2 separate regions of the Homo sapiens genome follow, and region 2 is linked to region 1. Evidence: read pairs that join two places in POLR2A ChIA-PET (ENCODE). Cell type or tissue: Panc1. All regions are shown on one strand.

Region 1 (2,500 bases):
AAAGGCCAACTCAGTTGGTCAATTTGTACAAAATAACTTGAGCCCTGGCCAGGTGTCTATGCTGTTGAATTATTTGTCACATGGTTCCCAGGTGAGAGTACTCTGATGATTCTGTTCCAATTCATCACAATAGGGTGGAGAAGTACCACAGAGCACAAATTGTGCTGATGATGGTTGTTCAGTGCATCATCCTTCATATTTGCCAGAATTAATTCAAGCAGTCATTCAACGAACATCATTTGTACATTGAACAACATTAAGTTGGAGAGGGATTAGAAGACATGGTTTTCAGGAGAGGAAAATTACACAAATGAACATAATGGCAGAAGTCTGTGTTTTCAAAGACTTATTTTCCATTAGAGAAAACGTAGAATTTTGCTCCCTTATATATTTAGTATTTATTTTGTTTGGCTTATCACAAAAGCAATTTTTATATGGATAACACTTGACAGTTTACAAAGCACTTCCACACTCATTTATTGTTTCACTTAGTTTTCAAGATAGATCCTAATCAGCATCCTGCTGATGCTGAAAACCAAACACACTTTGTTATTTCTTGCATCCAGATTGTGGGAATTAGAGGCAACCACTGAATGGCCATGCTAAATTAAGGTCATGCTGATGACATAGAGAAAATGCTATTCTTTGGTTATAGATATTAAAAGATGCATTTCCTAGGCTAGACTTCTATATCTTTATAAATCAGCCCCCAGTTCCATTTTTAGCTCATAGCCTAAGGAAAACAATAAACTATCTCCTGCCTTAAAAAACAGCCACTTGAAATCACAACAATTATTTCATGCTAGGTCACAACTTTAATTTTTAATTTTTATTTTATGTTATTTTTTATTATTTTACTTTAAGTCCTGGGATACATGTGCAGAACATGCAGGTTTGTTACATAGGTATATGTGTGTCATACCGGTTTGCTGCTCCTCTCTACCCATCATCTAGGTTTTAAGCCCCGCATGCATTAGTTGTTTGTCCTGATGCTCTACTCCCCTCGTACCCCCACCCCCTGACAGGCCTCCGTTTGTGTTGTTCCCCTCCCTGTGTCCATGTATTCTCAATGTTCAATTCCCACTTATGAGTGAGAACATAGGATGTTTGGTTTTCTGTTCCTGCATTAGTTTGCTGAGGATGATGACTTCCAATTCATGGGTTGCACAGTTCCATGGAAAAAGCACGGTTACCTAGGATGGGTAGCATGCTTGCTTAACACCTCCCTTAGCTGGGGGATGGGGGATCCCCTGCCCCTTGTGGCTCTCAGGTGGGCCGCCACACCACACTGCTCTTCCTTTCTCTTAGTGGGTCTCACCAGCTGCCTAGTCAGTCCTGATGACAGAACCTGGATACCTTAGTTGCTGGTGCAGGATTCGCAAGCTGTTTTAGTTCTTTTCAGTGGGAGCCTCTGACCACCACTGCTTCTAGTTGGCCATCTTGGCCCCGATCACAGCTTGTTATTGTGATGCTGTCTGCCCATTATGATGCTGCACCTCAGGCCATTCCTGCACTGTATTATAACCAACCATCATCAATAAATGTAAGAAAACAGGGCAGAATATTTTTTATTACGGTTGTGTTGTTTTTAAAAAAGAAAAGTAGAAGGCAAATAACAGACAAACAGAAAAAAGCTTTTGCACATAAATGGCTTGTGCTTTTTTTCCGTAATAAAAGCACCCAAATCAGTTTCCCTCTAATGGGAAAAGTTGATTGTGTTTTAGAGAATGGCACATGGCTTCAAGGATCAGTTAAGTGAATTTTATTAGGACCCAAATGGGTGATAGGAGATTAATGTTTGCCTTCTTGAGAATAGCTGTGCCAGCTTCCTCCCAAGAAGGAAGCATGATGTAACTCGTTAAATACAGACAGTCAAGATGAGCTCCTCAGCCAGCTGGCCCCTGAGTTTCACACACCCCAGGAACTGACAGTGCAACCATATCCCACTTAATAAGAATGCAGTCTTACTTTTAAGGATGGCTCTAGGCCTGGTCATTTCCCTTTTGAAATGGCAATTGACTCATAAAACCTTAGGAAAAAAAGTGTTTTGGAAGGAAATCAAAAAGTTAAGGCATATACTTGCTTAACAGTGAATGTTCTCCAAAATAAAAAATGTCCCATCAATACAATTAGTACCAAAATATTGCCCACCACCAAAGTCCTAGTAAGAATGCAGAAATATTGGCAAAGAAAAGGTGACTCAACACCTTTCATTAAAAGAGGAAAAGCTAAAAGTAGTTACCTAGGCTTTTGATTCATCTGTTTTCTTCTTCTAGGACCAAGGAAACTAAAGGCTATGAAGTGCTATCAGTTGAGCAGATGAATCAGAGATTCACCTCATAAAATATCAGTTAAAAAGTAATAATTAAGTCATTTCTGTTTTAAAACATAATTTCCTATAGGAGGAAGGATATTCTGAAGATGGTGACAATTTCTCTCTGACTGGATTCAGAAAAAATAAGCTGATAAAGCATAAGCAACTTAGATTAGAATAAGGAAG
Region 2 (2,500 bases), 470 kb before region 1:
CTGACAATGACATCCAAAAAAGAATTCGGTGAACATTAGTATCCTGTCTGGGAGCTCCACTTTTTTACTCTAAGTCTTCCCTGTCTCTTCTTGCTTTGTCAATTTTCCCTCTTGTCCCCACCTCCGGTTCCTGGGAACCTTGTGTTTTCTGTCCTTCCTGTCAAAAGCTCAGCTTTCAGATCCTTCCTTCATCATAAAGTGTCAATACCTAGCAGGTGATTAAAGAACACTTTAACAGGTAGCGGATGTTCAGATGCCTGGAATTTTAGATATCTGCAGCTGGGTGGGGTGAGATAAGACCCAGTGAGTGGGTATTCACTTGCCTTGCTTACCTATTCATTTACCTTGCATGAGTCTACCATGATGACTGGTAATAGTGGGGTTGATATTCAGGATATTTAGCAACCAGTTCTTCCTCATCAGAATGGATGCTGACAGAAAACAAGTGATTTGGCCAGACAGTATGCACTGGCTGTGTGTTAACCTCGGTAAATCGTGTTTAACACACTCTTGTGGTCTTTACTTTGTTAACTGAGCTATTCACTTTGTGGTAGGGTCTGTGGAGCAGTAGAAATAATCTGAGATTTGGGCTTCCATTCAAACCCTGGCTCTGTAATGTCCTGCTTGTGTAATGTTGGCCACAATTTTCTTATCCCTAAAGAAGAATTATACTACCTACCTCATAGAGTTTGTTTGTTTTTGGTGAGGCTCAAAAGTAGTTTCTATAAGGGAATATTTTATAATGAGAAAAATGTGATAGAAATACTAGCTGCTATGATTCAGGAGTTCTTCTTTCTCTATATGTGACAAAGACAGCACCAATTATGCACCAAAGCTATAGATTAAAAAAGATTCCAGATTTAGTATAAATGATAGTTTATATTTTAAGGCTTAGTGAGATGGGGTAAAATGTATATTTCTGGGTACCCATAGCTCTTTCTCATCTATGAAATAAGACTGTCCTAAATCATTCTGAGCTTCCCTCTAACTCTTCAAATCAATGCTTTCAGGGCCAGGGCTTTTTATTGGGCAATTTCTTTGGGGGTTTGAGTCTTCTTTGCCAGGCTACTCGGACTCACTTTAATTGAGTGCAGCTGCGGAGAATTAGCTACCCGCCCCCCTCTCTACTTCAAGGCTAGGCTTGAACAATTCTGTTCTGAATCCATGAGTGGCCCAGAGAATGAAAGAGACAAAAGGTTTCAGGTTTCTCAATCAAAGTTTCCTGTGGTCCTACCCATACCAGCTATTGTGTGCTTTTTTCCCTGAATGACTCAACTCTGACCTGTCATGAAGTGTTTGATATTTATATTTCTGGAAATGGTTAGCCACATTACTAGGTAATAAGGTTGCAAATTCCAAGTCTCCCTTGTAGTCGAGGTCAGATGTTGTCCTGGGAGTGGGTGGGAAGGTAGAGAGGCCAAGATTGAGGCTGCTATGCTTAAGGGCAGATGATGAGATCAAGCCTGGCTGCCTGCATTATTCCCTGGTACTTATCTCTATTTTGGCAAAGGACCTCCTGAGCTCTTAGTTCAAGTTTTCTGGTCTTTTACTTAAATTTGCATGGCTCTTGGATCTTTTCAATTGTTATTATTACTCCATATTTAAATGGAATTTGCCTTAAAACATAAAATATTAGAGGCCGGGCATGGTGGCTCACGCGTGTAATCCCAGCACTTTGGGAGTCCGAGGAGGGCGGATCACCTGAGGTCAGGAGTTCTAGACCAGCCTGGCCAACGTGGCGAAACCTCGTCTCTACTAAAAATACAAAAATTAGCTGGGCGTGGTGGCAGGCTCCTGTAATCCCAGCTACTTGGAAGGCTGAGGCAGGAGAATCACTTGAACCCGGGAGGTGGAGGTTGCGGTGAGCTGAAATCGTGCCATTGCACTCCAGCCTGGGCAATGAGAGTGAAACTCTGTCTCAAAAAAAAAAAAAAAAAAAAAAAAAAAAGAATATTAGCCTGGAAAGAGAGCCACAGGATTAAACAATCCAACCTACTCCTTTGGAGTAGAGGTAATACACATGGAGAAAAGTTTCTTGACTTGCCCTGGGCTACAGAACTGCTAAGTGGAAGAGAGAGGTCTGAAGGGCCTGGTTTCCTGATTCTAAGTCTGTTGTTTTTTCAAGACGACTTTCTGTGCTAATTCCTGTTGGTGTGGTTTGCCCTTGGACACTTCTGATGCTCTCAGCTTCATCCATCTGTTTGTTCCAAATAAACACTATTATTCCCCACATACACACATCCTGGGACATTATCCACATACAGGAATCTAAAAGTGCTCAGGATGTGGCAAAACCCCAGGGAAAGAAGGAAGGGCAGGGGAATAAAAGGGATGGGAGTGAGGTTGCTGGGGGCAACTGAATTCACACTGGCACAATGACCGGTTCAGTCCTAAGTCAATCTAGTTAGGTACTTTAATATTTTAAGTCTTTCCTTGGGATGGCCCAGGGTGGTGGGCCAGCTCCCTCCTCTCTTTGCTCCTCCAATATATAGGCACCTGG

What was found. ChIA-PET counts read pairs that join two places held together with the same protein. Peaks named below come from ENCODE experiments on the same cell type or tissue, not always from the same donor. Only the 100,000 strongest peaks of a DNase experiment are listed, where the experiment ranks them.
Region 2: POLR2A ChIA-PET joins it to region 1 with 6 read pairs; 2 of 35 experiments call an interaction of 5 or more read pairs at or near these places.

The regions. Positions count from the first base shown.
Region 1 is chr3:178,061,770-178,064,269 of GRCh38, forward strand. The region is part of intron 2 of LOC105374234 (a long non-coding RNA gene); the gene reads left to right. Among named protein-coding and RNA genes, the nearest start is that of LINC02015, 250 kb to the left of the region's middle. In Panc1, no CTCF peak of the experiment used is centred here; no DNase peak of the experiment used is centred here.
Region 2 is chr3:177,588,855-177,591,354 of GRCh38, forward strand. The region is part of intron 2 of LINC00578 (long intergenic non-protein coding RNA 578); the gene reads left to right. Among named protein-coding and RNA genes, the nearest start is that of LINC00578, 150 kb to the left of the region's middle. RefSeq lists silencers at 93-293, 1,093-1,293. In Panc1, no CTCF peak of the experiment used is centred here; a DNase peak (open chromatin) is centred at 1,327; H3K27ac peaks cover 2,047 bases.